Linked DNA regions of Mus musculus: all the other regions are linked to region 3. A link is a loop called in an ENCODE intact Hi-C map of the cell type or tissue named here. Cell type or tissue: left cerebral cortex. All regions are shown on one strand. Region 1 overlaps Gpc5 (glypican 5). Region 2 overlaps Gpc6 (glypican 6). Region 3 holds the start of Gpc6 (glypican 6). Region 4 overlaps Gpc6 (glypican 6). Region 5 overlaps Gpc6 (glypican 6). Region 6 overlaps Gpc6 (glypican 6). Region 7 has its middle 330 kb from the start of Gm52093.

Evidence for each region. A loop is a pair of places that touch in the nucleus more often than their neighbours do. Peaks named below come from ENCODE experiments on the same cell type or tissue, not always from the same donor. Only the 100,000 strongest peaks of a DNase experiment are listed, where the experiment ranks them.
Region 1: it touches region 3 in a loop (4-fold over the local background); 5 of 42 quality-filtered maps call a loop at or near these places.
Region 2: it touches region 3 in a loop (4-fold over the local background); 8 of 42 quality-filtered maps call a loop at or near these places.
Region 4: a loop joins it to region 3, with 3.0 times the contacts of the local background. A loop is called at or near these places in 2 of 42 quality-filtered maps.
Region 5: a loop joins it to region 3, with 3 times the contacts of the local background. A loop is called at or near these places in 2 of 42 quality-filtered maps.
Region 6: it touches region 3 in a loop (4-fold over the local background); 2 of 42 quality-filtered maps call a loop at or near these places.
Region 7: a loop joins it to region 3, with 3 times the contacts of the local background. A loop is called at or near these places in 5 of 42 quality-filtered maps.

The regions. Positions count from the first base shown.
Region 1 is chr14:115,829,097-115,833,096 of GRCm38, forward strand. The region is part of intron 7 of Gpc5 (glypican 5); the gene reads left to right. Among named protein-coding and RNA genes, the nearest start is that of 4930505G20Rik, 420 kb to the left of the region's middle. In left cerebral cortex, a CTCF peak has its summit at 2,436 (motif pointing right); DNase peaks (open chromatin) are centred at 2,440 and 3,004.
Region 2 is chr14:117,921,879-117,925,878 of GRCm38, forward strand. All of the region lies in intron 6 of Gpc6 (glypican 6), which reads left to right. Among named protein-coding and RNA genes, the nearest start is that of Gm52110, 14 kb to the left of the region's middle. In left cerebral cortex, a CTCF peak has its summit at 2,021; DNase peaks (open chromatin) are centred at 1,227 and 1,972; H3K27ac peaks cover 242 bases.
Region 3 is chr14:116,924,117-116,928,116 of GRCm38, forward strand. It overlaps Gpc6 (glypican 6), which reads left to right and starts at 1,181. Exons shown (of 9, transcript NM_011821.3): 1 at 1,181-1,979. The coding sequence starts at 1,820. In left cerebral cortex, a CTCF peak has its summit at 2,443; DNase peaks (open chromatin) are centred at 1,163, 1,673, 1,882, 2,508 and 2 more places; H3K4me3 peaks cover 3,137 bases; H3K27ac peaks cover 2,871 bases.
Region 4 is chr14:117,880,096-117,884,095 of GRCm38, forward strand. All of the region lies in intron 5 of Gpc6 (glypican 6), which reads left to right. Among named protein-coding and RNA genes, the nearest start is that of Gm52110, 28 kb to the right of the region's middle. In left cerebral cortex, a CTCF peak has its summit at 2,370 (motif pointing left); a DNase peak (open chromatin) is centred at 2,348.
Region 5 is chr14:117,893,622-117,897,621 of GRCm38, forward strand. All of the region lies in intron 6 of Gpc6 (glypican 6), which reads left to right. It overlaps Gm52110 (a long non-coding RNA gene), which reads right to left. Exons shown (of 3, transcript XR_003951109.1): 3 at 1-4,000. Among named protein-coding and RNA genes, the nearest start is that of Gm52110, 14 kb to the right of the region's middle. In left cerebral cortex, no CTCF peak of the experiment used is centred here; DNase peaks (open chromatin) are centred at 1,707 and 2,167; H3K4me3 peaks cover 849 bases; H3K27ac peaks cover 1,461 bases.
Region 6 is chr14:116,977,010-116,981,009 of GRCm38, forward strand. The region is part of intron 1 of Gpc6 (glypican 6); the gene reads left to right. Among named protein-coding and RNA genes, the nearest start is that of Gpc6, 54 kb to the left of the region's middle. In left cerebral cortex, no CTCF peak of the experiment used is centred here; DNase peaks (open chromatin) are centred at 2,367, 3,056, 3,725 and 3,910; H3K27ac peaks cover 1,221 bases.
Region 7 is chr14:116,549,700-116,553,699 of GRCm38, forward strand. No RefSeq gene overlaps it. Among named protein-coding and RNA genes, the nearest start is that of Gm52093, 330 kb to the right of the region's middle. In left cerebral cortex, no CTCF peak of the experiment used is centred here; DNase peaks (open chromatin) are centred at 1,595 and 3,856.

The DNA.
Region 1 (4,000 bases), 1.1 Mb before region 3:
CTTGGGCTGATAATATGTGTAAAAATGACTACTCAACAATTTCAAATCACTAAGCTGACTTTTCTGACACTCTGTGGAATGGACTTTGGGAGATTTTTGACTCCTCAAGACAGTGTCTTGGTTATCCAGAGAAGAAAGCAAAATGTTATGTCACTTTTGATAAAGATATATTCTGGAACATCGTCAGAAAGAAATAACCTTTCAATAATGCCTCAAAAAATAACAGGCATGTTGTCTTTCCAGCTACAGAGGAATGGTGCTCTTTAGATCCAGCTGAATTCATGCCACTGACAAAAGATCTATGGGTATGGATTTAATGATAGCAGCTTAACTCCATTTAAAAATAAATGAAAGAAAGCATCACATAGCACAGCTCCTTGTTAACGCTGCATTTTAAGGTTGAGAAAGTGTTTATTGCGGTGAAACATTAGCCTGCTACCCAGCTGCATACAGTATATATTGTGCTGTATTATTTATTTATTCAGCTTGATATTCTCCAGTTCAAAATATATACAAATGCCGAATGCTAACTGTGATTCAATTAGTGAGAAATAGAGAGAAAAACAGAGCTTTGAAGCATTAATGAAATATTAACTTAAGGTTAAATGAACACAGCATAACCAGCTACTAAAGATTCAATGCAAAGTTGGGCTTCCAAGGGGAATAAAGTTATGAATGCATGTCCTAATATTGCTACTTCTTCAAATGGTATGGCCAGGAAATTAATCTTCATGGGAAACATTTGGAAGCAATTTTTCTCAACCTTTAAATGTACTATAATTTCAATAATTTAAATACAAATATGAATTTGGAGTTTAAATATATTTATCTTGATATATGGTATGAGAAATAAAATGTGAAAGTAACCTTAATGTGAATTGATTCACAGAAGTATTGCCATTGTCATAGGATGTAGTGATTATGTGTTACCTTCAAGGCAAATTTGCCTTGAGTTGAGGTGAAAACTTAAGCTGTCTAGCTACTTTTCTTCCATCTTCTATCCATCTAAACATTTAGTTTAATAGTAGTCATATGTACATATTTATAATGAGTTCAGCTTTTGCAAGGAATTACAAATGTACAAATGTACAAACCAAATGTAATGTACCAGTTAGCACTTAATTTGATATTTCTAGTGTGAGAAACTACATGCAAATATTTGGACCTTTTGATCAAAATAATCCCTGAACAGTTTTCAGGTAGTTAATGATTAGCACGGATGTACTTAGTTGGTGGAGAATTTCTCAAAACTTGATTTGGAATGTTTACACCATTTAAGTGTGATATTTACCTAGCATCTTGGCAAATAAAACCTTTCTGCTATAACGAACCGCTTCATTGGATGTAATCATGAACAAATAAAAGTGCATAAACAAGCACATATAAAGAGAAAAACAGGTATGGATCTATAATGTTAAAATGTAATTCTTTTAAATATATTTATTGGTTTTTTATTTATTTACATTTCAAACGTTATCCTCCTTCCCAGTTTCCCCTCCACAAACCCCTTATCCCCTCCTGTGTACCCCCTGCCTCTATGAGAGTGCTCACTCACCCATCCATCCACTCCTGCCTCAGTGCCCTTGCATTCCCTTACGCTGAGTCATCGCTGAGTCATCGAGCCTCCACAGGACCAAGGGGCTCCCCTCCCATTGATGCCTGACAAGGCTATCCTCTGCTACATATCCAGCTGGAGCCCTGGTTCCCCCCCCCCCCCACCATGTGTACTTTAAAATCCTAGTCAACATGTATGAAAACCCTCAGTGCAATCCCCATGTCCGTCCACAGGTCAGACTCCAAAGGAAGGCATGCCCAAGTACACACACACACACACACACACACACACACACACACACACACACACATCTTACAATGCCATACCCTAGATTGTAACTTTTTTTTTTCTCTTGAAAGCAGTACAAATTTAAAATCAATTACAATTAACCTAGGAATTTTAAATGTGACTTTATTGAGACTTGGGTCTTCCTATGGAGTTACCCCCTCCTCCTCAGCTCCTCCCAGCCTTTCCCTAATTCAACCACAGGGATCCCGGGCTTCTGACCATTGGTTGGGTATAAGTCTATGTCTAACTTCAGCTGCTTGTTGGGTCTCTCAGAGGGCAGCCATGCAAAGCTCCTATCTTTAAGCATATTATAGTGTCAGTAGTAACTGGACAGTAAAAAAAAAAAAAAGATAAAAATCAATTAAAACAATAAAATGTGAGGTTAATGCAATATTACTCTCCACTCACTAATACTTTGTATTAATTTGGCATTATGCAATGTTGTGAATGGATTAAAACTGAACAAAGTATGTATGTAGTAGTATAAAGTTAATATATGTTTAAGAATACCCAGTGTTTCTTTACAATTCCTCATCAGGATCCCAATGAGCTAGAAAAATGCTCCTGACGATTAAAAGCGATACTGCTTCGTACCACCAGGTGGCGCCATAGTCCTCGCTGACGTTATTCAAGGAGTGCTTTGCAGAGATGAGTCCCCAAGTACAAAGACTCTGGGCTTTTAGAACATTTTATTTGAAATAATGAGACACGTGTGATTAACTTCCTAAAGAATAATTTTACTTTTGTCATTTTGGGTAAAGATGTGCACAATAAGTAAAAATGAGCAGCTGTTGAGAATAAAAGGAAGTTGCCTCATTTAGAAGCTATTAATTTCTTCCATCATTGTTCCCTCCGTTCTCAGACTTAAATACTCATATGCAGCACCTTATGATGAGAGACGAAATAAAATTTTCTTTACTCTCAAGATTTATTTTCTCTTTTTTAACCACAAATATGCGTCTCGTGTGTATTTAATTACTTTATAATGAGAATTCTACTAAAGTATTTTGGCTCTTTGTGCAGTTTGTTTGTTTGTTGTATTGGAACATGGTCCCACGTGGCCCAGACTCGCCTAGAAGTCACTGTATAGCAAAGAACGATATACTGAGTTCTTGGTCCTCAGCCTCCTCTTCCCATGTACAGGAGTTCCCTGTGTTTCTCACCACACAGCTAACCCCATTCATTCGTAAGAGTCTGCCACAACACCCCCTTCACTATCCACCCCATCACTTCCCCCCCATACACACACACTCACATGCTCAGTCTTGTGAAATCAGACGCATCAATCAGTCATTGTCTCCAATAGCTCGTCCTTGAGAGAGCAGGACTTTTACGATGACTAATAAACATATAGCATCAACAAGTTGATTTTTTCGTTTGTACCTGGATAATTTAGGAGCAGCATGCTTGAGTGGGGGCACACCTCTGAACAAGCCCTCTCCTCATTGGTTGTTAGGATGAGAGTAGGAATAGAGTAAACAGATGACAGCTTTGAAAAGAGTCAAGACAATGAGGAGAGAGGAAGCCATTGTTCAGAATGTGCATAGCCTGGCCCCTCCACTTTCTCTGAGATCCTGTGTATAAGATTAAAAGGCATTATTCCCCATTTCACTCATGGACTAGTCCCTAATCATATGTCTACTGCTTTAACACTTTATTTTTGATATGTAGGCTAAGAAGGATTGATTTGTAAATATTTACATATACTTTTTCTGAATTAAACAATTAAAATCATGACTGTGCACACTTATTTTCATTCTTAATTTGAGCGTGGAGGGAATGGCATAGTGGACACTTTATAGTAACTTCTGTTTGCTGTGTCAGCAGGGGTGGAGTTGGCAGAGTCTTCACTCCTTGACAGCCAAGCACTTTGTATACTGTTATAGAATAGAGGTCACAGGCAACCACTCCCTCTAATACTAGGTTATTTTGATAGGTGGATCCAGGGGTCACAATTTAGCCACAGAGAAGCTCAGTATCTTAGGGCACTGTGAGATCCAGTTGAGAGGTGGGGCCAACATAGCTGAGGGGTGGGGCAGCCTAAACTGTGGGGTGGGGCAGCTTAAGCTATGGGATGGGGCTGTCTAAACTACACTGATAATGTAGGGGTCAACCTAAAGATACAATCATTTCAGAATCCCAGCACTGGTGTGTGTG
Region 2 (4,000 bases), 1.0 Mb after region 3:
CCTTTGGCTCCAAACCAGCACGAAGTTGTTTAGCTTACTAAGTGGGCTAATGCACGCACGGGGAGATGTGAAGGGACACATCTCGTGGGCTCTCGCTGATCGCTACGTCTGTCAGTACCCTCCACCACCGAATCTGGAAACAGGGAAATGAAAGTTGAAGAGCGTGAAATAAGGAAAATAAAAAGTAAGGATGAGGTTTGATGACCTGTGAAGGGGTCTCCTGAGTACCAGGGGCCCGAGACGCAACCCAGGTGAGAGACATGGCTGCTGAGAAGTAAGTCAACGACTGAATTCTGGGAGCTCGTTTGTAAATAAAACATTCAGTTCTCTTCACTGAGAAGTTTTCATCTCCAGACTAGAGTTAAGGAAGTTTTAAATACACGGCTGATGTCTATTGATAGTGTTCTGGAAGCAACCCCTTGTGAACCCAGGACTAAAACAGACCCTGAGGCAAAAAAGGAGGGTTTTTGTGTTTAAAAATCAACACTATTGATCCCATCATTACTTAAAATGTAGATTTTTTCCAGCACAGATTGTTTGCGTTTATTTTGAAATATTTTAAAGATTTCATGAAGATGGTGTTTCTCTTGCTGTATTGAGTGTGGGTCTGTGGCTCACCTTCAACGACCCTCGTTGAAACAGAGCCACTAAGCTGACTCTCCATGTGCTCTCCTCTTTAGAAACTTAAAGAAACATTTTAATAGGAAATGTGAAGATTCCGGTCTTGATGAGAGTGAATTTTGAGGGGCAGGTCTGTCCTAAGAGGGGAGCAGAGTCCTGGATAAGCCCAAAGTGCAACAAGGCTCTTCATGACAAGGCCTGGCTGTCAGGCAAACCTTTCTGTAGTTCCTTTTCCCAGAATCTTGTCATTTACAATGTGCTATGCTCACTGATGCTATCAAGCACCCCGAAGCTTCATAACACAGATACTGTCGTCATGGACTTCACCGCTGGCTACCGTGAGTCAAGGTTGTATGTGCATCTGACGAGTTCCCTCCCAGGACGTCTGCAGCCAAGTACAACAGAGCACGTGTATTATTTTCAGCTTTGGTCATTGACAAAGCCAACGGCCATTTACCCTTTTCTTTGTCCTCACGCCTTATCACCAATATGCAAGACTGTCTCCACGTGGATTAAGATGACGAGACAGCTCTCTGGTATTCGCTCACAAGCAATCCTAACAACCCAGCAATTCAAGCTGGAAAACTGTGAGTTCAAGGCCAGCCACTACCCTCCACCCTTCAAAACAAGTACACATCGCAAAGACTCTATCATAGAAGCACAATGGTCTATGTTCTTCTTCCACAAATTCTGAAATCAATCCATGAGCTAAGACATTTCCCTGCCTGTGTTCCTCACTTTCAAACAAAATCGATTCCTATTTTATCTCAAGCTCTCAGAACATTCCAAGGAATTTCCTTTTTTGGGGAAAATATGAGATCCTAGCAGTCAAACCAGGTTGGGATTCAAAAATTAAATATTCTTAAGTTGGTACTAAAGTTATTACATTTATAGGAAGCAAACATATTTATAGAACCTCAGACATTTGAAAGAGATAATAAAATTCACCTAGTTTCTAAATTTAGAATCTGCTAGTGAAAAGCTCTTTGTAAAATCATTCCAAATGTACCAACTTGTAACATCCTAGAAAAAACCTGCCGGCCAATCTTTTTCATCTTTCTTAACCTAACACCGTGTACTGACATTATTTTTTCCTAATGGTATTTGTTGTATGGCTGTGTTCTCTACTGTAAGAAAACGGAGATTTTTTTTTTTTTTAAGAAAAATTCTATTTTGAAGGTTCGGGAAGGAAGCAGTACTTGCTTTGCAAAAGAATTTAATTTAAATAGCAAGCTCCCTCTCAGTACGTAAAATATGATTCAATTTACCAAAATGTTACTGGTGCATAGCAGAGAACATCCTGTTCGCCCACTGTTCTGTGGGGCTCCCAGCTCTGCACTGTGAAAGAGAGTGCCCATTGTAAAGAGACTGTCCTTCACAAGAAGGGACATAGTGCCATCTATGTGCTTAATGAAAAACATCTGCATCCACGTTTTCTGGAGCTTAGACAGACAGGGTCTCTGGAGACCATGAGGCGTTGCTGCAGACGGCTGGCTATCCAGTGGTCTTCGCAACATTTACATATGGCGGTTGGCTCCTGCCTGCTTAGGACACAGGGTTGTTTGTCATTTTCATATATTTTACTAAGGAGTTCTTGGGTTTCCTACGGATGTTTTAACAAAGCTGAGCAAACCAAGTGGCTGCCTCCCTGATCTGAAGGCTAGCATTTTGAAATGAGCGTGTCGTCTGAACTCATCTTTCTCTGTGTCTCATACCTTCTCCCATCTAGCTTTGCTGGCAACGTTGGGCTTTTCTTGACGAGCCATGGCCATGCATTGGTTGGTCCACACAGTCATAGGTTACTCCCTGTCCCCATCTGGGTATCTGATCTATGTCTCTTTTTGTTTTTAAATGTGGTACTTCAGATTGAACCGAAGGCCCGGGCCAAGCTAGGGAAGCATTCTAGCACTGAGCTACATCTGCAGCTATCTTGGTATCTTCTAAAAACAGTGCTCAAGTGGTATGCATCTAACCCTCCAGAGACTTGAGGCCTCAGGGAGTGGGGAGGCCTGGCTGGGTGGGGTTCGGGGGTGTAGACATCTCTGAGATGAGGGAGGAGGAATGGAAGGAGGAATTGTCAAAGAGCAGACCCTGAGGGGGTTTACTTTAAAAAAAATTAAAGATAGTTTTTAAAAAAAAAATCTGAGTACAGAGACAAAGAGATGTCTCATGTGCTGCAATTTAAAAATTACAGAATTGCCAAAAATAAAAGCGCACTTGACTAGAGTAGGACCCCTTCTAGAATAATTACATCTGTAAAAGACCTTGTCTCCCGATAAAGATGCATAGTGCAGTCCTAGAAATGAGGGCTTCCACATGTCTCTAGAGAACACACTTCAGCCCACAACAGGCTTTTGCCAAGGTGAAAACTGTTGGAGCAAACAGAGCTGCTAATCCTTTTTTAAAAAATTAATTTATTTATTTTGCGTATATGAGTACACTATAGCAGCTGTCTTCAGACACACCAGAAGAGGGCATCAGCTCCCATTACAGACGGTTGCGAGCCACCACGCGGTTGCTGGGAATTGAACTCAGGACAGAACAGCTAGTCCTTAATCATCTCTCTACTGCTTTCTGACGTCCTCCTTCCTAACAAGGAAAATCCCAACGAAGATGTCAAACGCTGGTGGAGGAGAGAAGCTCAGGTAGAGAGGAAGGGGCGCATGAAGAGTGTTAGGGAGGGATAGAGAAGGGCGCTGCCCATGTGGCTCAGTGTTGTGAAGCGTTGTCATCTGCACGGCCTGAGTCAGATCCCTGGCACCCATATGGCAGACGGGAGAAAGCCAACCACTGTCGGCCATCTTCACATACATCGTGGTATTCTTCGACTAACCAACTGATGGTTAAAAATAAACAACTGAAAACACAAAGGAAGCCAGCTCAGTTTGACAGTGAGTAAGAAAATGGGTAAACATAACCAAACATTGAGGAAAGGGCTGTGAGCACTGTCCCTGGGTTCTCGGTCTCACACACGTCTTCATCTGTGGCCTGAGCGTAACAGAACTGAATCAAGAGAAACACAGTAAGCCGAACTTCCCTACTTTTCCTTTTCAAAAGCTCATTTGCTTCTACTTCATCCTGCTTGTTGGATGTGAGCCTGAATGACTTGGAGATGGTGTCAGATTTGAACATTTCAGAGACACGGTTAGCACAGAACCCAAACCTTGCTCTCTGAGCTGTGTTGAGCACAGTATGTGGTCTTCATCCCTTCTTCCCACAGGTGGTTGCCTCTGGGGAGTTCTGCTGCTTTTAATGGTATAAATTAGATGGATAAAAAGTAAGAGGTTAAAGGCCAACACGTCCAGATGTGTATGCAGAAATGGAACAGTTGTCCTAAAACTCTTTTCAAATATAACCTTTAGATATCATGCAATCAGTG
Region 3 (4,000 bases):
GAGGAGTTCTTGGAAAAGAAGATGTGCTGAACAATTCCGACAGTAACGAAGGTGCCTAGGATAGAGGCAAATGCAAGGATTTAGGCTCCAGGAGTCGCTCTGGTCACCAGTCATCAGGAAACCAGCATCCTGCAGATTTATACTTCAGTACTACAGAACTAGGCCTGACCCTGTACTGACTTCTCAGGAACTGGGAGACCAGTGTCCACAAGGCCTCACTACTGGATAGCATTTCTTTTCTTCTTTTTCTGATTGGTTAGTTTCAGGAGCTGTGGGTTTCAGGGCAGACTTAAGTATATTTGATCTCTGTGCTCATTAGCGTGAAGAAAGGCTCAGGAAGTTGGTTAAACCCGAATTTTCACTTGCATCCCATTTCACAGACTTCTGAGAACTTGGGAGAAAATGTTAAGGTTATAGTGTTTGAGAGAATCTGATGAGAGAAGATTACAACACCTTGTCCCTCCTGGGGTCCTGTTTCTTGCATGGCCAGCAGCCATTGTTTTATCTTCACATGCCCTAAGCCTAGTGATTTAAGAATCCAGTGTTTTGTAGGTGGAACCTCTCTCTCTCTCTCTCTCTCTCTCTCTCTCTCTCTCTCTCTCTCTCTCTCCTTCCCTCTTTGTGTGTATGTGTGTGTGTGTGTGTGTGTGTGAGAGAGAGAGAGAGAGAGAGAGAGAGAGAGCCGACAGGAGAGGAGTAAAGACCTATGGCCCTCTATCTGTTCTTAGGAAAAAACAAAACAAAACAAAACATTAAGATGAGCCGAAAGCAGCTACCACCTAGAGAGGTGGCTTTGGCCCCGTTCCTAGGTTTCTTTTCTGCTCATTTCTTCCCTGGCTTTGTGTTAGGTACACTGGGGCAAGAGCAACAATTGGAAATGCAATATTCTTTATCTCCAGAAAAATATAGCGTGATAACATTTACTCTCCTCAAACACTTTGTCTTTTTTGGTGGTTTGTTTATATCAGGAAAGGGAACATCTCGGAAGTGTGTGGAGGCCATAAAGTGATTGAGAAAATAGGGACCTTTTGCTGGTAATCTTTCCCCTCCTGCCTAGTGGCTCGCGATCCATTCCAGGTTTTGCGGCCGACTCTGCCTCTGAATTTCGGCTGTGCACTGGGTAGCACGTTTCTCCCTCTCTCCCTCCCCTCCTTTCTCCTTCCCTCTTGCCTCCTGTGTCAGTCTCCAGGATTTTCTCTCTTCCCATTTCAAGAAGACTCTCACTGGCTCCCTCAGTCTATGTGAAGCTGAGGTTTCCCCTCGATCCCGTACATCTCCATCACATACCTCCACGCACACACCTCCCCGAGAGCCCCGCGTTCACACCCACAAACACGCGCGCTCACACTCGCGCCGGCCTGTCCATCTCCCTCGGGGTGGGGGGAGCCGGCGCGCGGTCCCACCTTCGTCGCGCACACTGGATAGGCGAGCTCGCAGCGCTCCACGACTCTGCGGCTCGGAACTCGGACCGCAGGGCTGAACACCCCTACTGTGGTGTTTAAAAAAAAAAAAAGACATTTCTTTGCCTTTTCCTCTTTTCTCCTCTTTCTCCAACGATTTTCTACCGGAGTGGCTAGCGGAGCCGGCAGCCTTCCCAAGGCAGCCCTGGTTGGCTTGCCATCCTCCATCTGGCTTATAAAAGTTTGCTGAGTGCAGTCCAGAGGTCTGCGCGGCTCGTCCCCTCGGCTGGCGGAAGGGGGTGACGCTGGGCAGCGGCTAAGGAGCGCGCCGCAGGCTCTGGCGGGCTTTCGGCTCGAGGGGCAAGGTGAAGAGCGCACAGGGAGCTGGGGGCTGCCGAGGTGGACTTGCATGTTGCACCATGCCTTCTTGGATCCGGGCTGTGATTCTTCCTCTCTCCGGGCTGCTGCTGACCCTCCCGGCCGCGGCGGACGTGAAGGCTCGGAGCTGCAGCGAGGTCCGTCAGGCTTACGGTGCCAAGGGATTCAGCCTGGCGGACATCCCCTACCAGGAGATCGCAGGTAAGCGTGGGCCCCGGGCCCGCTGCAGCCCCGAGAGGCGGCGGGGCGCCCTCTCCCTACCCCCTGTTGCTCAGTTGGTGCTCACTTTCTGCGGGTACCTCCCAGGGACCCCGCGTCCCTGCATCCAGGCGGCGGAGGCTGATCCCGTTTTTCGGGCGGGAGGAAGGTGTGCGTGCCCGCCGCCTCATTGTGTGCACACGCGGGAGCACCCTCGTCCCTCGCCCCTCTCTCCCTGCATTTGCTCCCGCGCCCTGCTACCTCCGTGGCTGGCCTAGAGCCTGGCCCGGCCGCTGGAGCAAAGGACGGTGGAGTGAGGACGGCTAGCGGAGGCAGAAAGCGGAGCCGGGCGCCCATAGCATCCCCCTCGCTGGGGCAAACTTGGGAGAACTGCGGCCGCAGTTTGCTCAGCGCCACCGTCTGAGTGGCGCCTTCTCCACTCCCGCCTTCGCGCCGGCGGGGGCGGTGGAGAGACGCGGAGATTCCCCTACTCAAGCTCTCTGCTCTCCAGGTCCTTTCCAGGGACTGGGCGCCCGGCTCCTGGGCTGGGGACGGGCCACTAAGGGGACCCATTGCTCGGGTCTCTAGGATCTGCACGTTGGAGTCCCGAGGCAGTTGGAGGAGGTGTCTTAGTACTCTGTCTGCTTCAGATTTGGGGCGGACTTTCCCATTAGGGTGCCCCAGTGCTTCCCGGACTGCGGTTGGTCACTCGGGCTGAGGAGACAACCGGGCCACCCGGCGTGGCGCCGGGTCCCGAGCATGGCCTCCCGCTCTGGCCGGCTGGTGCACGCGGAGCCAACTTAAGCAAGTGACCCGATGGGGGCGTTCGTCTCCGGGGTCTGCACTTCAGGTTCTCCGGCTCTCCTGGTCACAAGCATTCCTTCCTCCCGAGCTCTCGAGCCCCCACCCTCTGCCGGAGCAGCAACTTGCAGAGCAGCCTGGGTGTGTGTTTTCCAGCTCTTAGCGCCAACCGACTCCTAGCTTCTTTGGGGCTCTGTGAATGAAACGTGTCGGGGACAGATAATCCTTTGGCTGCTAGGGAGCCGAGCTGAAAGAGGCCAAGGGGAGACTAGGGATGCTGTGAGGGCGCGGGCTGCTCAAACCGGGTAGCTGAAGTCGTCCTATGTGACCTCAGATCGCTAGATCTCCACCAGACACTGTTTTTCCAAAGAACTGGTGGACTAAAGGAAAACACTTGCAAATATCGTAAAACATCTTAGTTTTTAATACGTTGTGGAATTAATGCTTTATGACGATCGGCTTCGAAACGCTGGGGTGAGGGTCTTTACTTATATTTCTATCAATTTGGGTATTACTAAAAGGAAAACAAACCACGCTTATGTATCATAAACAGCGTGGTGCTTTATGTAGAAGGAGCCCCCTTCCCCCTTCCGCACCCTCTCCCCAATTCACAGCTAGGCGTTCCGTTCCCTGGATCTAGTAAGCTTGAGAAAGTGTAGTGAATTATAAGAATACTTACTCTTCAGTCTCTGGGATTTCGCCCACCCGACTTGAGCACTCCCTAATTTGTTAATCAATGACTAGAAAGGCAGTGCTCCTGCAACTCCTTAAGTTTCTTAACCACCATTCCCTTTGTCTACTGTTATTTCATTCTTTCTAATTAATTGATAAGGATCAGCTTCACCTTTTTAACTCACCACATCTCAGGAAATTCAACTTTTAAAACGTTTAGAGTTGGGCTCCCTTCTAGGAACTCGTTTTTTTTCTCCTCTAATCTGGCCATTTTAAAACTGCATCTTTTAAACACACATATTTCCCAACATGATTTCAGAAGATAAGATATCTTCAAGAAGAAAACAGCAAAGTATTTTTAAATTGCATCGGTATTCTTTAGTAGATTCTGAGACTCTCAGGAGACTTGCCTTGACCCTCGGCACCGTCCGGGCGCCTGGCTATGGGGCAGATGGCTATTGTAAATCATTTCTGTAGTCACCAATTACTTTGCAGGAGACTATTCTCAGTGGCTGTACTCATTGTCCAGGAGTTAACTGCAGAGGGCTTTG
Region 4 (4,000 bases), 960 kb after region 3:
AAGAGCAGTGATAAAAGCAATTTGAATATGCCAAAGAGGAGTCATGAAGTTTTTTTTTTTTTTCAAGGAAAAAAAAAGCGGAAGAAACATCACAGTTGTATAGGTAGACAAAATACTCTTAAAATTCAGCACTGGCCTTCTGTAACATTTGGGGAACCACTGTAGGCATAGAGCCTGTGGCTCTTAGCTTCGTCTGCCAACGAGATGTCCCATTGGACTATTTTGTAAGTGAGATTTTCCATTTTCTGTATGGACTGTTAATTTTAGCAAATAACTCATCAAATGATCAAGAACTAGAATTTTTTATTCTAGCTGCTAACTTTAGTAAAGCTGTTTATTAAACTCTGCTTTACCTTGACATAGTAAATTGAGTAAATATGGCAGCAATTTGTTTCATGTGAACGCATGGCTCCCTCTAGCTCTTCAGGCAGAGGAAGAAATGTCCCAGCCTTGGTTTGGAAGAGACCGTTGCCTATAAAGCTTAAACTGTCCACCCTAGCTCCATAACCCATATGACTGTAGATCGTGTCAGTGAAAATAATCTACCTTTTTCACTTCACTTTTTTCAGTGTCTTCTCTAGGCATCATATGTTATCTTCAAAATGGCTTTGAAAATTGGGAAGCCATGTTGTCCCAAGTTTAAGATGAAGTACTGGAGCTAGTTTTCCACATTTTGAGACTCTTCTTAGTGACTATTGCTATGGTCAGAAGTTAACCCCTGGAACCTCAAGATGTAATTACTGGAGTTGTCCCTTATAAAGGAGGTCTGAGGAGGCCTCTCACCAGTCTATCTGCTAAGGACGGACAGACAGTGTCATCTACAGATTGCCTGGTCCCTGAACCCTACACTTCACAGCCTGTAGAACTACAAAAGTTCCTGTTATGAATGGATGACCCGGTCGAAGGAATTTCGCCGTAGCACTTCAAGTCTCCTGAACACTTGTCTATTACCTCTCCGCTGTCCGTTGTGAAAGTAATGGCCACAACTGGATCCATTACACACAGTCCTGTGCAGACATGCTGGCTCCTTGTTTCCTTGGGCTTCGATGTAATAGATTGAAATTCTCCAGTTATTCTTCCAGCAAACAGTGTGGTCTCTAGGGTGGTAATACAAACTAGAATCTCCTAGATGAAGAAAACAGTCTCAAAACCCCCAGTCCGAGTGAATTGAGACAGCATGAAGGGATGCCTGTGTTTAATTAAACCACCAGAGCTCAACTCACAGATTTCAAGACAGCACAGTTAACCGTGGCTTCTCTGACTTAGCTGAGAAGAAAGTGGGGAGATGAGATTAGTCCCACACAGAGACTATCCACAAACATTGCCTCTCAAGTTGCCAATAATGACTCTGGCGAATATGTTATCAAAGCAGCAAAGAGAAGGCAGAGACCGAGAAGACGGGGAAACTAGCCACTAGCCGCAAGTGTACCTCTGAAAAAGGTGAACAGTGTACTTGTTTAGGAGAACTATGTCAATACATTCCAGTTCTAAATACATTTGCAAACCGACAACACATCTCTTACTCTGCTGCTCCCCCCTCCTTCCCCTTCTCTTGCCTATAAAACAATAAAATGTCTCATTGTCCAGCACTCTCCATCTTAATGCCAGTGTCTTTCATCTCAGAAGACCGATAGACTTCTGAGATATTATCTTTGTAATCCTCTTAAGGGAGAGGAGCCATGAGGCAGAGAGCTCCCTAAAGCCCGCGTGTCTTTTGAGACAGCTAGTGAGGAAAGCTGATCCCTTTGAATATTCACAGCACTTGTCCATACCAAAGGTTCTGAATACTTTCTGGAATTATCTAATTATCCCTTAGAATGAACTGGGCAGAAGGGAACCCAGATGCTAGTTTTAAAAGTGTTGAAAAAGGTCGGCCTAAAGATGTGTTTTATACCTTCTACAAACTTCTATTTTCTTGTAAGAGAGAGAGAGAGAGAGAGAGAGAGAGAGAGAGAGAGAGAGAAGGCTTTTTATTTTAAACTTTAACTGACGAGTGGTAGCACAAACCTTGGAGGCAATTCTATCAGAACTTCATTTCTCTTAGCAAGTCTGAGCCATCCTCATCTCAGGGGTGGAAGTTCCTAGAGGAACCCCACAACTTACATCACGAACACATCGAAACACGTTTCAGCATGAAGTAGCTGTGAATGCTCCTAATTCAATACAGGAACTCTGCTGCTTCTGCACATCTCTGAGCCCTTACAGATCATATTGTGTGGAAACTACAGGTCAGGGGTTGGCGCTGTGGCCCAGTGGATAAGGAAGGATGCTTGCTGCTCTTCCAGGGGACCTGAATTTGACTCTCACCTTGGGGGTGCTTCAGTAGCTTTAACTTCAGCTCCAGGTGATCCAGTGCCACCTTCTGGCCTTTGTGGGCACTGCACTCCCAAGCATAAAACCACACACAGGCACATAAGTAAAAATAAACATTAACATCTGGGATAAAAAGACAGAATGAAAGAAGCGTCAGGTCAGGTGTCTTCCCCGTCACATTTTTTTTCACTAAGGCAGAACTTACAGGAAGTGTGAGTTATGGACTGACGTAATTATAGAACGATCACCAAGCACTTGTGTGTCTAGATACTGGCTTGTGTGTCCCCTGCTTCATGTGACCACAACCGATGCTGGTGTGGTAAATTGTGCCTACTGAAGAGAGGAGGAGGACAGGGCTCAGAGAAGCCACCCTGTTCACACAGCATAGGTTCCCTCCAGCAGACACTGTCTCTCTACTTTCCCTTCATGAACACAGTTTTAGGACTTTAGAAACCACCTTAGAATCTAAGCTTGCATCTCCAGCTCTGATCACTTGACCACCTAGCTCTCATTTAATGTCAGATCCTATCTATCGTACTATTAACTCTTATCTATTTCTTCTTTTGTTGGAAATATAAAACATTGGGGTGCCTAGGCTACCAGGCTGCTTATACTAACCTAGACTGGGCCCCCTGTGCTCATACTGCTATTGAAGAAATCTCAGAAAACAAGAAAATTCCATATTTATGTCCAGGAGTTCCATTTGCCACCCACCCAAGGAACCCCATGTTTTCTAAACACCTTTTCTAACCGATAGATTACATGTTGTCTTATTATCTACAAGCTAATATGGCAAATCACTGTGAACTGGGTGCCTGTCTCTATCCGGTCACTGATTGTGTCTTTGATCATCATAACACCATGGTTTTAGAGAGTAGGTCTCAATTTGGGGATCTGGGAAAGATACAGGTAGGTATTTGTACATGCATGAAATGCACAGATATGCATTAAATGCGCAACCATGAATCATTTCACTTTGTGGGAATCTCTATGGTTTGGCTCTCAGACCCAGCAATCTCTGCTTTGAAATCACCTTCAAAATCTAAACGTGGCATATATAATGGAAAGCTACTGGGACACATTACCTAATCTGTGGTCTGTCCTTAGCACCTTAAACAACCCACCACAAAGCATGAAACCTCCCCCCAGAACACATAGCATACATTCTCCAGGGAATCCCAACCCCAGTGATCTAGCTTGACCCCAGCAGTCAGTGGGGCTCTTTCCTTCCTGAGGTGTGGTTAGACTGGCTGTTAACTCTTCAGTGCCCAACTCTCTCTAATCTCAGCAAGGCCTTTGCTACTGCTCCCTGTTCTGTCTCGATGCTCCTTAAAAGTCAGCTGTCATTTTCAAAGCAATCCAAAATAGCCCACTCAACAGATCCCCGGAGCTTTGGGAATGTTAAGGCCCTCCATCAGCAGCGACCTTACTACAAGGAAGTGATTTAGGCACTGTGGAAGAAAAGGCCCACTGTCTTTATCACGCTGGTTGCGCCATCAACTTCAGAAATTGTGAGAGGGAAGAATAATCAATAGTGTGTTAAGACCAGTCTCCGAGCATGCCAAGACCAAGCACCCTGGGCTGCAAAACGTTGCGTCCAAGGAGAAGTCCAAATGCACAAAAGAGAAATTAATTGTAGTGGTGAAGCAAAATGGATTGCATCTCCAGGTGGAATTTGTCATTGGGA
Region 5 (4,000 bases), 970 kb after region 3:
ACATGGTCTTCCCCGTACATCACCTCAGGAACACATGGACCAGTGTGACCCTGTAACTCCACCGCTAGAACTTCACCTCCTTTCAATGTAATCACATTAACACCCCGTGTCTACCGGAGTTCCTTCTCTACTATCACCAAACACGGAAACCCCAAACTCTACTTTTGATAGGACTTTATCAAAAATATCTGCATCCCAATTGTAACTCACATGTAGAGGGCCCAGGTCAGTCCCGTGCATGCTTCCAGGGTGGTGGCTCAGTGTCTGGGAACCCCTTTGCACCCAGATTATTTGATCCTGTGGGTTTGTTGTGATGCCCCTGACCCTACCCGCTGACTCCTACAATTGATCCTTCTTTCCCTACTTCCACAGACTTCCCCATAGCTCTGCCTAATGTATGGCTGTGGGTCTCTGCATCTGTCCCCATAGTTGCTAGAGGAAGCCTCCCTGAGACAGCTGGGTCAGGCACCAATCTATGAGTATAGCAGGGTATCATTATCACTAGAAATCTTTTCATTTCATTGACTTTTTTTTTGCCAGTCGGGTTGGGTCATATCCTAGGTCTCTGGACTCTCCACCGTCATAGATTACAGGAAGTTACCATTGCAGTAGGTTTCTAGCTCATCCCTGAGATATCCCCAATTCTACTGTTGGTCTTCTTGTGGCACCAGAGCTTGTCTCTGACTCTTTTGCCAGCTTGGGCATCTGAGACCGTTTTCCTCCTACCGGATCACCCCTGGTCCAGCCTTGACAAAAGAGGTGCCTAGTCTTATTGCAACGTGATACGCTATGTTTGATTGATACCCTTGAGAGCCTGTCCTTCTCTGAAGAGAAACATTAGGAGGAGTGGATGGGGAGGGGAGAAGGGTATGGAGGGAGGGGCCAGGAGGGGGAGGGGGAGGAGACTGTGTTTAGGATGCAAAGAATCCAATGGGAATAATGAAAGGTGGAAGACGGAGTTGCGTCTTCCTCAATTCACGGGTGTGTTTGTAGAACCAAAGCTGTTATTAATAATCCCCCAGACAGGCTTAAGAAATGACCGAACACCATCAAGATATGCACTTTGGGGGTCTCTGCTGTCCTAGTATATACACAGTCCGAGGTTCAGTCTCCAACCTGGCTGGAGGGGAGGTGCAGCGAGGACTTTATATATATATATATATATATTTTTTAATTATTGCTTTGAAACAAAACATTTATGGCAGAAACACTGGGAACTTGTTGTCCAGCCTGGTGGCTAATACTGTTTTCAGAGTAAAATGCCACTCGTAAAAAGTGTTCTCCCATGCCTCTGGGACATTTGGGTGTGATTTAGGAAGCCTGGGTTGTGAGGATTGGGCAATAGTTTTTCACTTCAAACTGCCAGGGCATTTCATTGCCACCCCAGAGGAGTCTTCGGCCAGGGGCCCACCACTTTGCATTTCAAAGCGTGTCAGGCTGGATTTAAGAAGCCCTTTTATTTTCTGGGGATTCAGCCCCTCTTTTGGGGTTGGAACTGATCCCTTCCACAGTCTATCCCAACACACACACACACACACACACACACACACGTACATACACACACGTACATACACACACACACTTGCGCGCACACACCCACACCTTTCCATCTTTGCTTAGCTTGAATAAGGAAAAGCAAACCTTCTCCAACAACACCACACCAGACTCTCTACTTTAATTCATTTCCTAAAGATAAGTGGGTCAGAGTTAGATTGGCTTCCAGTCTCTGCTGCAGCTGAATAAATTACGCCCCACTCACCCCTGCAAACACTGCTTCTGCCCGATCCCCTTCCCATCATGGGCTGCCCTGTCTTGCCTGAACCTGCTTTGTCTGTTTGCTATAAAACCCCACTGAGACACCCCAGTTTCATTTCCACCCTTGGTAATAACAGCAGCAAAGTGCAGTGCGCCTTCAAAGCCAGGAGAAAATAAAATACATGAAAACCAGCGCACCCGGCTTTCTTCCGTGTGCTTCTTGCTGTTCTACGGGCAACACACGCAGCGTGAGGCTGCAGAGAACTGCCTTTTCCATTCAGGGGCTTTGCACTTGATTGGGCCCAAGTGGGGACTCTCGGAAGACACCCATAAAAAGGGATGACTTATCTCCGCGATATGCTGCTTAGTCTGTGGGTTTGAAGGATGCACAAATCTAACTCAACGGCGAGCGCTGCTGGAAACCCACGGAAAGGCTGCTGCCGCCGTGGAATCCGCAGCTCCTGCCAAGAGACTCTGGACTGTTTCCCCTCTTTGGGAACTGACTCTTTCAGGCACATCAAAGAATAGTGGGAATAACTGGATTTCATCAAATGGGCTTGCACACCACCAAGAGAAAGATAGACAATTCAGAAAGCCAGCCACATAACTTCCTGGGAGACAATGCCTACACAGTCTCCACCACTGCTGGAGAGACCTGTCCAAAGAATGCTATGGAGCCTTGAGTGATTAAAAACGCAGTGCAAGTCTTAAAGGAGGAAACACTTTGCACATTTTTTATTCAGTCTGGGTGCTCTAAAATCAGTCTCGAGGCGATCTACCAAAAAAAAAAATAATAATAATAAAATAAAAAACCATGTTCAACTCTGAGTTAAAGGCTCCTCCAGTCTCATAAATAGTTCAGGAAAAGCCTTCATGATCTCCATGTCATTGTTCAGACTCAGATAGGACTAATGTAGATTCGGGTCTGTCTTACAAGATGCTAATAGATTGACTCGACTCTTCAGACTTGAAACTTTCTTTCAGGATTCCTTGGCTGTAGCTGAAATCCAAATTGATGCATTCTGTACTTCCAATCAATCCACACGTTTGAGTATTGCGTTCTCCCCAGTTGCGTAGCACTCAGTAAAACGCCCTGACACATAAGATCGGCTTACAGTGAGGGCTTCGTGCTGGTGTCATCAAAAAGCCAGGGTTCCTGCTCATCAAAGACACCACTCTGTTAGACATCCTCCAGCGAACAGTAGCTGGCACAGAGCTTCCTAAACCATTAGCTCACAGTAAATAGGAGTGTGATTTCATAATCTAGGATGGACTACACCAAACAAATGAAGAAGGAATATTAACGAATGAATAATCATTGACAGAATATGCAAATGGAATACAGTAAACATCTGTAACATCCTAGGCCGTGTCTAACAGCTCATCTTCTTTTTCACACACTAGAACTTTCTACCCGCATCTTGAACAAATTAAATGGGAACTTTTCTGTCAGTTATAAACTAGCCAGATGAAAAGTCCATCTGCCCACTCATTCTTGTTATCTTCTGTTATCAAGAAATGAAATTGGTGTTTCAGTGAATTGATCCAAAAATCTCAACAAGCAAGCCATACTAAACTGTCGAAATTAAAAATTTTTGTTCATATAAGACATCAGTTGACATGGGCCTTTTAGTAAATACTGCGCATTAAATACTTCCAAACCTTCTTCTTGTCGTGGAAAACCTGCAGTAATTTTTCTTCCAGGCTGTCTGAGACATTTGCTCCACAACTCCCCAATGTGAGGTTCATGCTGATGAGAGATAGAGTTGAAGAAATGGGATATTTCATAACTACCAGTTCTGATATATTTGCTGTATAATCAATCGGCTTTTAACCGACTCTGGGACCCATAGCATATATTTTAAAGCATTTAGAATTTGGCTATCCCCATAGCATACTTGGATCCTCTCCACTGCTGGCAATAAACCTCAGGCATAAACATTGTCGAGAAAACCAAAGGAAAAGAAACCCACTCGAGTAAGAATTGACTTTGCTTCATAAATGTTAAAGGTGGAGAGATATCTGCAGTACATAATAATTCTATTACTTAAGCTCATTCATGGTCATTACCATCGGAAGCCTGACTCCCCAGGTGTTTTCTTACAACTTAAAGACTGACCAAGCTATTAGAAAATGGAAGCAGCCAGGCTGGCCAAAAATGAATGAACTATGAGCAGCGGGAATGCCACTATATTGTTAGCTGTCAAAAACTTGGGGGAGACGATGTTTGCATAGATGTGAAATC
Region 6 (4,000 bases), 53 kb after region 3:
GTTTATCAGTTGGCTTTTTTAATGCTGTTCTCTGTGGATAGACTGGAGCTCTGTTCCTGAATGGTTTTGTGTTAAGGACGTGAGACGAGACTTTAAGAAATAGAAGAGTCTCTATGAACAGATAATTTTAGAAAAATGGTTCTTAAAACAAACTCTGAGCTTGATGGTATTAGTGCCATCATGGCAAGATAAGGGAATATAGGTTATTAAACGTCAGCTTCATTTGGCATGAGCCTTTAAAACAGTTCTCTCTCTCTCTCTTCCTCTCTCTCTCTCTCTCTCTCTCTCTGAATTATATCTTGATAGCAAGATTGCCAAACAACAACAAAAAAGCAGTCTCTTTCCATTTTGCTGACACAGGCACTCACTAGTTCACATCTGGAATATGAGATCATTTCCAAGTAAAAGAAATTTTTAGAAACAAACATGCACAGTGACAGCCCCTCCCAAGCCTCCATACCTTATGTATAACCATACTCACCACAAACACTCAGAAAGCAGGAAGTCCCTTGGCCTTGGCCTCTCGGGGCTCAGGGTTTTCCTACCTACCGCTCAGTGTTTCTCCCCAAAGCTGCACTTGAGCTTGCTTTTCCATTTTTAATCTCCTGGCTATGGATGTCTTGCTTCATGTATGTCTTCCACCCCATGGATTCAGTCTGTGGAAGCAAAAGTTGGCATTGGATATCCTAGAGCTGAAATCACAGAAGGTTGGAATTGAACCTGACTCCTGAGAGTACAACCATTGCTCTCAACTGCTAGTCATTTCTCTATACTTGTATTTTTGTTGTTGTTGTTTGTTTGTTTTTAAAAGATAAATAAGCCTCATGATCTCACATGTAATATTTGTTTCCCTACTTAGTTCTTTGTCACGGATTATGTACTCTGTGTGGAGGTATTTTCTGCAGTGAGTTAGATTATAAGGTCCTGAGTTCCTTAATTCTGAGACATGATGTTGTAGGGTCAAGCATTTCTTCTGCTACCATCCTTCACTGTCTTCAGACAAATCAAGATTCTCTAGCGATGAGTTCATTTGTTTCATGAATAACATTAAGTGGTTCTTGGTCACTTAGAAAAATATATCCGAGGTAAGGAAATGAATGATCTTGACTTTTGCAAAATTGACATAAAATATTTTAACCATAAAATTAAGCCAGAAAAATCAGTTTCATTGCATGATTCTGTTGTAAATGCTCTTGGATAGCACAGCAAAATATTAGGCAATATTGCTGCCTGCATGAGTAGTTATTACTTAATGAAGCAGATATTATAAATAAAGTCTGGAAACATGTAAAGCCCTTAGCACAAAACCTGGCACAGATAGATAGTCATTACATTTTCTCTGCTATTAATTTTAAATTGAAAATGCACGCAGCTATTTTAAGGGTGCTATATGCCAATGTCACTTGTAGAAAAATTATAAAATTTAATTTTCTTTCTGGTGCGATTACTTTTCTAAAAGTTATAAATTATATGTAATTAGTAGTATCAATGAGAAGAGATCAGGTACTGCTCTTCACGGCCTGAATTAATCATATGAGTAGTTAGTCTCTAAGTAGATATTGCGTCATACATCTATGAGAGCCTCTTAAAGTATTCAAGATTAATAAAGCAGCAAAGACATTAATCAAGGATGGTATCTAGCTGATTTGCATAAATTAATTAATGACAACAGCTACAGCTACAGCAAGCAGCAGCCTAGCAGCACCTGGGAAAACCCTTCCATCCTAAGAAAATGAGGTAGTGAGCCCACAAGGAGAGGGACTCTATCTCTAGACAAAGCAAGGTCACTATTTACATGCACAGTGACAACAAAAGCAAGCCACTAGAAAGAAGCGACACATCCCTTAAAACCATGGGGAATGCATAGCCACTTAGAGGTATCTTTAGTGACTTCTCTGGTGTCTATGACCTAACGTTTCATTAACATTCTCTGTTTAGTGATATTTTGCTTAAGATAAATGTTAATCTACACTTGTTTAATCAACAAGTTAGGTTTTGGAATATGCCTTAAAGACTGTGAATAATAATGCCTTGGATATAGCGACTGATTTTTGTCTCCAAAGTTTTATCCAGGTTCATGGATACAGTTCCTTGCATAAATTATTCTTTGCATGCACTTCAATCATTTTCAACTGACATACATCACCTTAGTATGAGCTTGATGTCACTATTCGCTCTCTGTCTACTGAATCAGTGTTGTATCAATCCTAAAATAACAACCATCATTTTACTTGGCAAAATGTAAAATGATGCCAAGTAAAATGCAAACCTCAGAGTCTCCGGTTGACAAGGCCGATTCCAAGTCTGCAGCATGGTACTCTGTGCAAACAATTAGTCACAGCCTGGTAATGGTGATACTTATAAACGTGTAACTGGTCCTTCCAGAAGAAAACTATTGAAATTCTCACATAGGAATATTTGGGATAACAGATAAATATGCTTGAGTAGCAAGGTGAGAAGAAAGAATATTTTAGAAAGTGGGAACACTGCCTCATTATTCCTCAGAGTAATTAGAGTCACTCTCTCGATATATTTGCTCAGTCGGGCTTTGTGAACTTAAGGATGTTGGCTAATTTATGCATCAATGAGTCATAAGGAGAAGCGAAGGAAGTGCAGAAAGATGACATGGCTCTGCCACCACCTTGGCTTTCTGGTACCCACTTACCACTGGCAAATACTGAATGGTGGTTTATTTACCACCATTTAGCTCAGTCTTCTTGTCTCTAGGTGACCAAGACTTGCTTACATCTTGTAGGGGACTGGAGAAAAGCCCCCGATAGCAGTTCCTACTTTGTTATTAAAAATGAAGCCCTAGGGAGAGAACCTTCATTGTGTATGCTGTGGTCAGTGCAGAGCCTTTAGGCCAACTGCCATGGTTCTTTTTGCCAGACCCAACAGGATTCCCTTGATCTCCATAAGTGTTTAACTTTCTTGAGAGATCACAATAAAAGCTTTGATAGATTGCTCATTGGGCAAAAGGAACACAACATTTTAGTGGGAATAACAAGATTGTACCAGCACTGTTGACGCTCTTACAAAAGCTTCCTCTTCTGGCTTCGGTTTAGTTATATAAACATGAACTATAATTTATTCAAGCTTCTGAAGAAATCCAAAGTGGGTCACTGTGTATTTTCCTCTGAGATTCAAAGACGTGTTCGTCACAGTGTTATGAGGGGATGTTTGTAAGCAGCATCGGGACCTGGAATGCTGCAGGAACACTTTCTTTGCTGGCCAGTGGCTGTCCCTGTTCGAACAGTTTAATCTTCAAATGTGTGGGCTCCTGGGTTTTCCGACTGCGATTGCTCCTGTGCCCAGTTGTTTGAGTGCTGGACCTCTTTAGCAGATACTGATGATGGAAGACCTAGCGTGTGCTTGGCCGGTTTCTGAAATGCCTCTCTGATCATCTGTTTCCCTTTGCTTCTTCCTACCCATGTCCAGTGAACTTCTGTAAGCGTTGGAGCGCATTCTTACTCTGGAATGTTCTTTTAGGTTATCACTTTGTCAGTGGAGAGCATAGCGAAACGCTAAATGGGGTTATTTATGGATACTGTATATTACCAGAACAGTAACTTGGTTTTTATGAAAGCTGAATGTCCTAAAAGAGTCACAGTGCTCTTCATAGGGTCTGAGAATGCTTTAGTAAATAGGAAGTCAACATGTGTAAACAAAATTCAAGAGTTCGACATGTCCGCCACTAGAATCTGCTTTTAGTGTGGCTTGAACAAGACAGGTTTTGCATATGAGGAAGCTGTAAGAATTACAGAGGAGACTGTTTCATACGACTGGAGGAGATTGTAGAATGCACAGTGAAAGCAAACTTATTCTGAAGACAGGAACCACTGCCATTATGGGAACCCTGTCATAGTGTATGCTCTCTGTGACTATGGGTAATGCATATGTGAGACTCAGACAGCACAGCCAAAACAATTCATCTAGGGAACGAATGCAGGCATCTGTACTGGTAAGTAGCAGTTGGCAGCCTTGCTTTGAGGTGCTTTTT
Region 7 (4,000 bases), 370 kb before region 3:
AATTTAGGCTTTATCCTTTTAAATAGTTCCCTACGTAGAGACAAGCAACAAATTCTTTCTCTTTGCTTTTACTAATCATCTCCTTTCACTATATTGAAAGTTACATATAGTCTCTAAAATGATGAGGAGGTCTAACACCCTTATAGTATTTCCTATGTCTCTTTCATTCATTCTCTTATTGATTCATATACTTGAGAAACCACTGGAAGTCATAGAATATTACAACATTCACTCTTTATTAGTTTTAGTACCTTATGAATAACTAACTGACAATTTTCAGGCAAGATGTGGTGTTTCTAAATCTTTGCAGATGAAAGTACACAAAAGGATAAGAGTAAGAAAGAGCCCGCCTTGAAGTGCTGGCACAGGTATATAGAGTAGATGAACATCATGGCATTCCAATGAACCATATTGTAAAGAATGCTCTCCTTTAATGGAACTCTGGTCAAATTTCTTGCATCAACTTTGAACCTAACAACAGAGACAAATATGTTTCTTTGTAAAAGTTAAATTGCATGTTTCCTCATTGACTTCACGATTTTATACTTATTTCAAGGATCTATTTCCTTTAATACTAAAATCCAATAATTAAATGTTTACTATCTTTATGCTGTGTTCAAGAGAATACATTCCAAACAATCACTGTTACAGTTTATGTGCAAAATATCTCTTCAAGAACCATGCGTGAGTTAAAGACAGTGTGGACAGCCATAGGGAACTGACTGGGTGATGAGCACTGGATGAGCCCAATTTTGGATGCTTACCCAAATAGACTACTGAAGAATAGAAAGTGTATCGTAATCAGTAAAGCAGACCAAGAAGACAGGTATATCTTATCTCTGGTACCTCCTCTTCTTCTCCCTCCTAATAAAACAGAACATGACTGCGGGGAGAGTATAAACTCCAAACTGAAGGAGTAAAGCAGTAAAGCAGACGGATACATCCAAGGACCATGAAACAAGATTGAATATTAAGATACGTGAAGAAGATGTGGAAGGCAGTGTTCAGTATATAAAGCCATGTAAAGAAGTCAGCAGGTAGAACAGCTCTGTGCCCAAGAAAGAGACAAACATTCTGGATATCTGTTCTCATCAGTAGAAAGATTTTTTTTTTCTGGGAGACAGGGTTGGTAAATAGACAACATCATACTTTGAGACAATGTGTCCTCAAATTCTCCAATTCCATTTTTTCCCCACTATTCACCAAAGACTTTCAAGTTACCAAAGTATATTTCCATAGCTCATATCATTTTATCCCTGAAAGACAACAGAATAAAAATATTGTAAGCATAGAAACTACAAATTTCACATTATGAATTCTTGTTTGTATACAAATGCCTTTTAAATTTGCAGACTTTGGGTCAACCTACTCTATTAAATTGAATCCAGGTGTCCTAACCAAAAGCAATCTAGTGTGTGGGCTACTCTGACCCCTGCTTGTACCGTGAAAAAAAATCTATCCTTGGCAATGTTATTGAAATGAGAGGATGCATATTCATCTCATTACCCAAAATAAAAAAATGTTCTGCATTTCTATGCTGTCATTCTGTGTCCCTTCTAATCTTAGAAGTGAAAACATTGGGTCTAAAACTCTTTGCATTTGGAATCCATTTGATTTGCTTTACCAAGTTGCTGAAAAGATTTGTTTTTCTTTCTATGCCTAAAATGCTCAAGTTAAGCCAGTTACTTTCCCTGCACACAAAGCAAATCGCTGTCCAGGTGGATGAAAAAGATGTGTACAGAGACCTCCTAGCCCCTGACATCCACTCCCTGTGCCTTTCTTTGTTTGGTGAAGGAACACAGCTGCACGCACTGGCCTTCCTGTGTTCCTTGTAGGTAACTGAGACCATTACTAAATGTGACCAGTGACATATAAGCAGAGCTGTTGGGAGATAGTTTCCAGATACATTACGGAAAAGAATGTTGGCGATTGCTATCTTTCCTAGAACTCCTGAAAGAGAATGTGGAACAAGTCTCTGAGAGGCCCACTTGACCTGTAGGACTGACAGGGCAGAGAGCTGCATTCTCTGCTGGAATTACACGCTCCATACCACAAGCATCAAACTATTCCACAACTGTCAACCCAAGGCAAAGAAGATGGATTTGTTTATTTTTAAGAGAAACCAGTTTACAGCCCTTATTCTGACCATAACAAAATCAAGGACATGCAATAAATATTAAGCAACAATATGGAAGTTGTGCTAATAACTAAAGGTAATTTTTTGTTTACTTTTGTGATTGTGTTTTAATTACATTGCACTCTTCCCTTTCTACCCTCCAAACCGTCTTATAAAATATATATACTTATATCTTATATACTTATATCTTATATACTGCAAACTTATTACCTCTTTTTTTCATCAATTGTTATTGGATGAATATATGTATTTTTATATTTCTAGATTCCCAAATATAACCTACTGCATCCATATAATGTTACATGTTTATATGTTTTCAGGGATGACCATTTGACACCAGAGCCCAACTGCTGTGTTCTTCCCTGGAGAAAACCACCTGTCCTGCTCCCACTCTCCCTCAGTTCTTATCATTCTTTGTCTAGGGTTGAGGATATGCTGGCTATCGTCAGGAAGTCTGGCATGTTTGCTGGCCTCCTACTTTTAGCTTATGTTTGAGTGGTCATATTGCTTTTGAATAAATATAAGTAGGTTTATTAACTATAAATATGGTATCCTAGAGATCAGACTCTGTGCAGATCAGATCTACATTCTTGTTCCCACCTCTCACTGCCTTTACATTATTATCAAAGGGCGTTGTCTATTTATGTGCTGAAGCACTAGAAAATCATAAGGAGACAATGCGGTGAGTTTCATCATTTTATTTTCTTCTGAAGGTATACCATGTGCTATTTATTTCCAGGAAAAATGGTATTCAAGCAATAGGAAGAAACTTCATCTAATAAGAACAAAAAAGGCTAAGAAGATGTCCAAACCAGGACTCAGGAAATGAATCCTTTGGCATGGAGAGTTAATTTTAAATTATAGGAAAATAACAAAACATAAACTAATGAGGTTCGGCTAATGAAGTTAGATTTCTTTTATGAAAAATCAAAGACTGATAAGTAAACTTCAGAAGTGGTAGAGTTACAACAATTCTGGACTAGTATGGATCATTGAAACAAACTGAAGACTTGAGCAATCAGAAAAATTGTCTAATATTATTCAAATATAAATTGCAAAAAACAAGTCTGGCAGCCAGTCTATGGTCCCAACGTCCACCGCTTTCTACTTTACCACACAATCACTGTAAAATGATATGGAGTTGACAGAAGACACACTCAAGGTTTTAAACACTACTATACAGTAGTTTTGAGATACTATAACAGCCTAGTTATGAGAACACATGGCTATCTTGGCTGAATTCCTTCTAAAAATAGAAGAAGATAGCTTGTTGAATTGATGAACTTTTTTATTATGGATACTTTATTCATTAGATCCTGATTTTTAACATAAAAGCATTGTGCTATTTTAAAAAAACCCACAAAGAGTAAAAGGAAATTAAAACCAAATAAAAATAATCAATGCTTATTAAATATTCTATGTCCAACATCATAAATCTAAAAGCCATTTTTAAAGTAATTGCCACATTGCAGAGAGACTGTGAATTTGAAATGTAAAGTGCTGAAAATTTTCCTTTGAATCCCCTCTCGCTCTCCCTACCACAAGGTAGTGCTGGATGTTTAGCTTCAGTTCTAAAATTAAAATGGAAAACTCAAAAACACTGATTCAACACTCTAGGACAATGGCTTCCTTCAGCCTGCATCGCATGAATAAGCTTTGCCACGCTTAAAGCGGAGCTCTTCTATGAATGAAGCTGGAGGGTGTGGTTCCGACAAGGCAATCAACTCGTTTTCAGCTGTGACATCACTCATATCAGTGAATTTCCTCCCGGGGCTGAGCAAACATAAATAACTGAGAATGTCAATGAGCTCATTGAGTGAGTGTGATTTAAAGCAATGAAGTAATCCTTGATTATAATATTGA